2 separate regions of the Homo sapiens genome follow, and region 1 is linked to region 2. A link is an interaction called in ENCODE POLR2A ChIA-PET data of the cell type or tissue named here. Cell type or tissue: PC-3. All regions are shown on one strand. Region 1 overlaps DYNC1I1 (dynein cytoplasmic 1 intermediate chain 1). Region 2 overlaps DYNC1I1 (dynein cytoplasmic 1 intermediate chain 1).

Region 1 (4,000 bases), 60 kb after region 2:
GTCTGAGAGATAGTTTGTTATAATTTCTGTTCTTTTACATTTGCTGAGGAGAGCTTTACTTCCAAGTATGTGGTCAATTTTGGAATAGGTGTGGTGTGGTGCTGAAAGAAATGTATATGCTGTTGATTTGAGGTGGAGAGTTCTGTAGATGTCTATTAGGTCTGCTTGGTGCAGAGCTGAGTTCAATTCCTGGGTACCCTTGTTGACTTTCTGTCTCATTGATCTGTCTAATGTTGACAGTGGGGTGTTAAAGTCTCCCATTATTAATGTGTGGGAGTCTAAGTCTCTTTGTAGGTCACTCAGGACTTTCTTTATGAATCTGGGTGCTCCTGTATTGGGTGCATATATGTTTAGGATAGTTAGCTCTTCTTGTTGAATTGATCCCTTTACCATTATGTAATGGCCTTCTTTGTCTCTTTTGATCTTTGTTGGTTTAAAGTCTGTTTTATCAGAGACTAGGATTGCAACCCCTGCCTTTTTTTGTTTTCCATTTGCTTGGTAGATCTTCCTCCATCCTTTTATTTTGAGCCTATGTGTGTCTCTGCATGTGAGATGGGCTTCCTGAATACAGCACACTGATGGGTCTTGACTCTTTATCCAATTTGCCAGTCTGTATCTTTTAATTGGAGCATTTAGTCCATTTACATTTAAAGTTAATATTCTTATGTGTGAATTTGATCCTGTCATGATGATGTTAGCTGGTTGTTTTGCTCGTTAGTTGATGCAGTTTCTTCCTAGTCTTGATGGTCTTTACATTTTGGCATGATTTTGCAGTGGCTGGTACCAATTGTTCCTTTCCATGTTTAGCGCTTCCTTCAGGAGCTCTTTTAGGGCAGGCCTGGTGGTGACAAAATCTCTCAGCATTTGCTTGTCTGTAAAGTATTTTATTTCTCCTTCACTTATGAAGCTTAGTTTGGCTGGATATGAAATTCTGGGTTGAAAATTCTTTAAGAATGTTGAATATTGGCCCCCACTCTCTTCTGTCTTGTAGGGTTTCTGCCGAGAGATCCGCTGTTAGTCTGATGGGCTTCCCTTTGAGGGTAACCCGACCTTTCTCTCTGGCTGCCCTTAACATTTTTTCCTTCATTTCAACTTTGGTGAATCTGACAATTATGTGTCTTGGAGTTGCTCTTCTCGAGGAGTATCTTTGTGGCGTTCTTTGTATTTCCTGAATCTGAACGTTGGCCTGCCTTGCTAGATTGGGGAAGTTCTCCTGGATAATATCCTGCACAGTGTTTTCCAACTTGGTTCCATTCTCCCCGTCACCTTCAGGTACACCAGTCAGACGTAGATTTGGTCTTTTCACATAGTCCCATATTTCTTGGAGGCTTTGCTCATTTCTTTTTATTCTTTTTTCTCTAATCTTCCCTTCTTGCTTCATTTCATTCATTTCATCTTCCATTGCTGATACCCTTTCTTCCAGTTGATTGCATTGGCTCCTGAGGCTTCTGCATTCTTCACGTAGTTCTTGAGTCTTGGTTTTCAGCTCCATCAGCTCCTTTCAGCACTTCTCTGTATTGGTTATTCTAGTTATACATTCTTCTAAATTTTTTTCAAAGTTTTCAACTTCTTTGCCTTTGGTTTGAATGTCCTCCCGTAGCTCAGAGTAATTTGATCGTCTGAAGCCTTCTTCTCTCAGCTCGTCAAGGTCGTTCTCCGTCCAGCTTTGTTCCGTTGCTGGTGAGGAACTGCATTCCTTTGGAGGAGGAGAGGCGCTCTGCTTTTTAGAGTTTCCAGTTTTTCTGTTCTGTTTTTTCCCCATCTTTGTGGTTTTATCTACTTTTGGTCTTTGATGATGGTGATGTACAGATGGGTTTTTGGTGTGGATGTCCTTTCTGTTTGTTAGTTTTCCTTCTAACAGACAGGACCCTCAGCTGCAGGTCTGTTGGAGTACCCTGCCATGTGAGGTGTCAGTGTGCCCCTGCTGGGGGGTGCCTCCCAGTTAGGCTGCTCGGGGGTCAGGGGTCAGGGACCCACTTGAGGAGGCAGTCTGCCCGTTCTCAGATCTCCAGCTGCGTACTGGAAGAACCACTGCTCTCTTCAAAGCTGTCAGACAGGGACATTTAAGTCTGCAGAGGTTACTGCTGTCTTTTTGTTTGTCTGTGCCCTGCCCCCAGAGGTGGAGCCTACAGAGGCAGGCAGGCCTCCTTGAGCTGTGGTGGGCTCCACCCAGTTCGAGCTTCCCGGCTGCTTTGTTTACCTAAGCAAGCCTGGGCAATGGCGGGCGCCCCTCCCCCAGCCTCGCTGCCACCTTGCAGTTTGATCTCAGACTGCTGTGCTAGCAATCAGCCAGACTCCGTGGGCGTAGGACCCTCCGACCCAGGTGCGTTATATAATCTCGTGGTGCCCCCTTTTTTAAGCCTGTCGGAAAAGCGCAGTATTCGGGTGGGAGTGACTCGATTTTCCAGGTGCCGTCCGTCACCCCTTTCTTTGACTAGGAAAGGGAACTCCCTGACCCCTTGTGCTTCCCCAGTGAGGCAATGCCTCACCCTGCTTCGGCTCGCGCATGGTGCGCGCACCCACTGACCTGCGTCCACTGTCTGGCACTCCCTAGTGAGATGAACCCGGTACCTCAGATGGAAATGCAGAAATCACCCGTCTTCTGCGTCGCTCACGCTGGGAACTGTAGACCAGAGCTGTTCCTATTCGGCCATCTTGGCTCCTCCTGGTCCTGGTTGTTTTCTTATTGTGCAGAAGCTTTTTAGCTTGCTGTAGTCCCGCTTGTCTACTTTTGCCTTTGTTGCCTGTGCTTTTGGTGTCATATCTAAAAAATCATTGCCAAGGCCAATGTCGAAAATCTCATTTCTTACATTTTCTTTTAGGAGTTGTATAGTTGCAGGTCTTACATTTATATCTTTTATCCATTTTGAGTTTTTTTTGTGTGTACATGTATGTGTGTGATATAAAGATCCAATTTCATTCTTTCAAATATGGATATTTAGTATTCCCAACACCGTGAATTGAAGAGACTATCATTTTTCCATTTTGTATTCTTGTCTGTATTATGGAAAATTAGTTGACTGTAGATGTGTGAGTTAATTTCTGGAATCTCCATTCTGTCCCACTGACCTATATGCCTGTTTTTGTTACAGTTCCATACTGTTTTGATTAATATAGTTTTGTAGTATAATTTGAAATCAAGCAGTGTGATACCTCTTGAGAATACCTTTCTAAAGATTGCTTTGGTTATTCAAGGTCTTTTGGGGTTCCATATGAATTTTAAGATTTTTTTCCTATTTCTATGAAAAATATCATTTAAGTTTTGGTAGAGATTTTATTGAATCTGTAGACTGCTCTAGGCAGTATGGACATTTTAATAATATTGTTTTGTGTAATCCATGAACATACAATGTCTTTTCATTTCTTTGTCTTCAATTTTTTTTCATAAATGCTTCATAGTTCTTTTATGTAGAGATTTTTCACCTTGGTTAAATCTAAGTTTTTTTCTTTCTGATGCTATTATTAGTGGAAATGCTTTCTTGATTTCTTTTTCAGATAGTTCATTGTTGGTGTAGAGAAACACTTAATTTTTGCATTAATTTTTGTGGAGTCTATAAAGTTTCCTACGTACAAGGTCATGTCATCTACAAAAAGAGACATTTTACTTCTGTCTTATTTGGATGACATGTATTTCTTTTTCTGTCTAATTTATCTGGCTAAGACTTCCAGTATTAGGTTGAATAGTAGCTTTGGTTTCCTTTCTCTTTTTCTTTTTATTTTTTGAGACAGAGTCTTGCTCTATCACCCAGGCTGGAGTGCAGTGGTGCGATCTTGGCTCACTGCAACCTCCGCCTCCCAGGTTCAAGCAATTCTCCTGCCTCAGCCTCCCAAGTAGCTGGGACTATAGGCATGCGCCACCATGCCTGGCTAATTTTTGTATTTTTAGTAGAGATGCAGTTTCACCATGTTGGCCGGGCTAGTCTCAAACTCCTGACCTCGGGTGATCCACCCACCTCAGCCTCCTAAAGTGCTGGGATTACAGATGTGAGCCACTGCACCC
Region 2 (4,000 bases):
ACAAAAATCTTATGAGGCAGATATTGTTTGTAATCCTGTTTTACAGATGAGGAAACTAAGACACAAAGGTGTCAAGTAACTTTTGCTCAGCTACTAAGTTGAGCAAGGCAGCATTTGAATCAAGGCCTGACTCCAGGCCAGGAGTTTTAACCTCTCTCTTCCGTACTATGAAACAATTACACTGGTTAATTTTCATATATTGAATACCAAGCTCTTCTCTTATCTCATTTTAATTCTTATATTAATCCTATGAAGTAGACATTATTATCCATATTTTCCAAATAATTAAATGAGTTAAATGACATACTCAACATCATTTAATAAATGGCAGAGGTAGGATTCAAATGAGATCTCTCCAAAGACTCTAAAACTAGGACCCATCCATTTTGGCTATTGTGCTGTGTGAGAGACAAAAAAGCGAGTGTATGTCTGTATCTTTCAGGTTTGCTCTCCAATTTCAGTGTGATCCATTGTTATTTTCTTAAAGCCACAAGTATAGCCGCACTTTTTGCCAGTTGATTGGTAACTGTGAATAATATATGCACACTCAAAGTAGACCCATGGCCCCTTAAAATAAATTATGGCATTGTTTTTGTCTCCTTAATGAAAGTAGCTGTTATACTTTGTGGATCTCAAATGCTGTGTAAATAGTTGCTACCTTAATCAGGGATCTCTTTTACTAGAAATCTTTGTGGCTTCTGCATCCCCTAGAGCATGTGAGAACATATATTCTCCTGGGAACTGTGCTGGAACTAGGAACTTCTAGAGTTGACTTTTTTGTTTTGAGAGTTAACTCAAATTAATTCAACTCTCATTTTTCTTCTTTGCAATGTATAAACCCTTGACGAGGTCCATGTAAAAGTTATTCCTCTTGACTGGGCACAGTAGCTTACACCTGTAATCTCAGCACTTTGGGAAGCCAAGGCAGACCAATCACTTGAGGCCAGGAGTTAGAGACCAGGCTGGAGGCTCGTGCCTGTAATCCCAGGCTACTCGGGAGGCTGAGACAGGACAATCACTTGAGCCCAGGAGGCAGAGGTTGCAGTGAGACGAGATTGCACCACTGCAGTCCAGCCTGGGCGACAGAGCAAGGCCCTGTCTTAAAAAAGAAAAAAATTATTCCTCTTGACAGAGACTTTTCATCAATATCCTGGACTTGTGTTCCTTGATTCCTCTCTGAGTGAGGCCTGGCCCCAGAATCTCAGAGTGAAGTTTCCATCGTAACATAGATACCTCTGCCTAGGTGCTAATCCTCATGAGCTCACATATTCATAAAACATCCTTGATTCTTTGTTGGAGGAACCTTCTTAAACAAAAACCCATAGATACTGTAAAAGGGAGGCATACGAATGGTTTTCAGATGGTCATTGAACCCACTAAAATTGAGGCAAATTTTCATGCATTTGTGCATAAATGTAGTTTTCTAGGGAAAAAATGGGGATATTGCTAACTAAAAATACAGGAAGAATCACTGGTTTACATATGCTGTTTAAAAAAGGGGAGAGGAGCAGAGGTCACTCTGCTGAAATGTATCGAAGACAAAGCCAAGCTATCCTACCAGTGGCAGCCAAAAATAAAATGTTCTTGGCTATCAGGACATTTTTGTGGCATTTCACCAGGAGTCCAGGTGGCAGGTATAGCAAACATCAACTGACACTGAGTCAGGCCTGCAACTGAGTCAGGCCTCCAGGCGTGGCAGGCAGTCCTAGCTTGGCTTGTCATTCATTGAGAATCTCCCCTGTGCATAATCAGTGCTTTATAGATGTGTTAGTTCATTGAATCATCCCAACATCCCTGTAAGGTGGACATTTTTCTCTTTCTTTGACAAACAAGGAGATGCTTGGAGGGATTAAGTCACTTGGTCAAGGCCATATGGAGCCAGATAGTGGAAGGGCTGGATTTGAAATGCAGGTGGGCCTGATTCCAAAGTCTGTTTCTTCTCTTCCTACCATAGCTCATAGTTTCTCTGCCTGTGTGGGACACCAAAAAAAGTATTGTTTAGTGTAGCTTTTTATTGTGGCAGGACTAAGAGTCCCTCAAGAAATATGTTCACACACTGATAGGAAAAGCCTAAAATATTATCAAAGGAACAACAACAAGTTGTATGTCTCCCAGAGTGGCAGAAGAAAAGCAAGCCCTGCTTTAACTTAAGGTGAGTTGAAACTCCACACTTTTGCTTCCCCCATCGCCAGGTGTCTTGCCGAGTACCAAATGCACAGCAGCCCCCACCTAACACAGCCTGAAAACTATCTTGCAGGGGTAACTGTAAATCAAAACTTTATTCACTGCAAAGATGAATTTACTTTAAGGCTGTTCTGTCCTCTGAGGCTTCCCTGATACAGCAGCTGTGTCATGATCCGGAACACTGACTTGCTTCTAAATCCTGGGAGGGGCACTACTTACCAGATGACTTACGTGCTCTTTAGTTTTCAGTTCATACTGGTCTTGAAATCCTCTTTAGCAGCTGTTCTTGCTTCCAAATTATTATTTAAGCGCTAACAGTTTTCCGCTTACCTATATTCTTGCTATGATCGCATAGAACAACCCACTGTTTCATTTTGGGGGTTCAGAACAGCTAATGCCATCAATGTGGCAAACACACAAAGCAGAAATTTCGGTCAGAGTTGAGGGTATTCATAATAAAAATAATGAATCTCAAGCACTATAGAGGACGATTGTACTTGATCAACAGACCTGCCTGGTAACCGTTCCAGTGTGCTTCATTATGCTTTAACTCAGTGCTCTTCCAACATTTTTTTTTCTCTTTTATAATCCCTCAAGAATTTTTTAAAAATTCTGCAGCTCCATCACCTCCACACATTTAAGGTTACATCTAATGCTTTTCATCATAAATTTATAGAATCACAATTAATGTGATTTTCAGAATGTTGTAAACTTTGACAGTTAAAAATAAAACCGTGACATCATTCTTTGAATCCAATTAAAATCTAAATACCAACTTCAATTTAAAATGTATGTGAAGAAGCTCTTTTCACAAAGGGATGTTTTTATATCTTGCAGTTAAGCACCACAGTAAAATTTGGGATTTCTTGGGGTTTTGTTTGTTTGTTTAGTTTATATTTGTCTTTAACCTTATATGGCAGAAGGCATTTTGTGAAAATGGAGATGGAAAAAGGGGCCCCGAATAATTCTACAACCACAGGCACATTCTCCGGTAGATAGTTTTAGGAAAACATACAGGCAAAAGCTGCGGATCTGGAAATTAATGCCATTAACTTTTCCCTTGCCTGCAGGCTCTTTAGAAAGCCACTGTGGAGGCCAGGGGTATGCAAATGCCAGTTTGAAGATTGCACATTTATCTAGCACAGGTGCTGTGTGTTATGGGTCAGTGTGGCACAGCTACTGGCAGTCAGGCCCATTGCCTTTTGTGTATGGGACTCAAATTAGAGGTGAGTAGGGCCAGAAGGAGCTGCACAGAGGCTGGTCCCATTTTCTGCTCTCAAGTAGTGGTGACTGGGAATAGCTGTCTTTTATCTTTCTTCTATTTAATGATTTTCAGTACAAGATGGGCTAATTCCAGTGCTTTCTTTTCTTTTTAGTTTTATTTATTTATTTATTTATTTATTTACAAACAGGGTCTTACTCTGTTGCTTAGGCTGGAGAGCAGTGGCATGATCATAACTCACTGCAACTCCAACTCCTGGGCTCAAGCAGTTCTCCCAACTCATCCTTCCAAGTAACTGGGACTACAGGCATGTCCCACCACACCAGCTGGTTAAAAAATTTTTTTTTTCATAGGGATGGAGTCTTGCTGTGTTGCCCAGGCTGGTCTTGAACTTGTGGCTTCCAGCAGTCCTTCTGCCTCAGCCTCCTAAGTGTTGGGATTACAGGTGTGAGCCATTGCACCTGACCCCAGCAAGTTTTTAGATCAGTTGTTCTTAGCCAGGAGCAATTGTCTTCTCCAGGGGACATTTGACAATGTCTGGAGACATTTTTTATTATCTCAATTGGGGAAAAGGGCTGGCATCTAGTGGGTAGA

Evidence for each region. ChIA-PET counts read pairs that join two places held together with the same protein. Peaks named below come from ENCODE experiments on the same cell type or tissue, not always from the same donor. Only the 100,000 strongest peaks of a DNase experiment are listed, where the experiment ranks them.
Region 1: POLR2A ChIA-PET joins it to region 2 with 5 read pairs; 2 of 35 experiments call an interaction of 5 or more read pairs at or near these places.

Annotation. Positions count from the first base shown.
Region 1 is chr7:95,835,327-95,839,326 of GRCh38, forward strand. The region is part of intron 5 of DYNC1I1 (dynein cytoplasmic 1 intermediate chain 1); the gene reads left to right. Among named protein-coding and RNA genes, the nearest start is that of DYNC1I1, 65 kb to the left of the region's middle. RefSeq lists an enhancer at 1,740-2,356. In PC-3, no CTCF peak of the experiment used is centred here; no DNase peak of the experiment used is centred here.
Region 2 is chr7:95,775,091-95,779,090 of GRCh38, forward strand. All of the region lies in intron 1 of DYNC1I1 (dynein cytoplasmic 1 intermediate chain 1), which reads left to right. Among named protein-coding and RNA genes, the nearest start is that of DYNC1I1, 4.5 kb to the left of the region's middle. RefSeq lists an enhancer at 1,510-2,709. In PC-3, no CTCF peak of the experiment used is centred here; a DNase peak (open chromatin) is centred at 1,721; H3K27ac peaks cover 917 bases.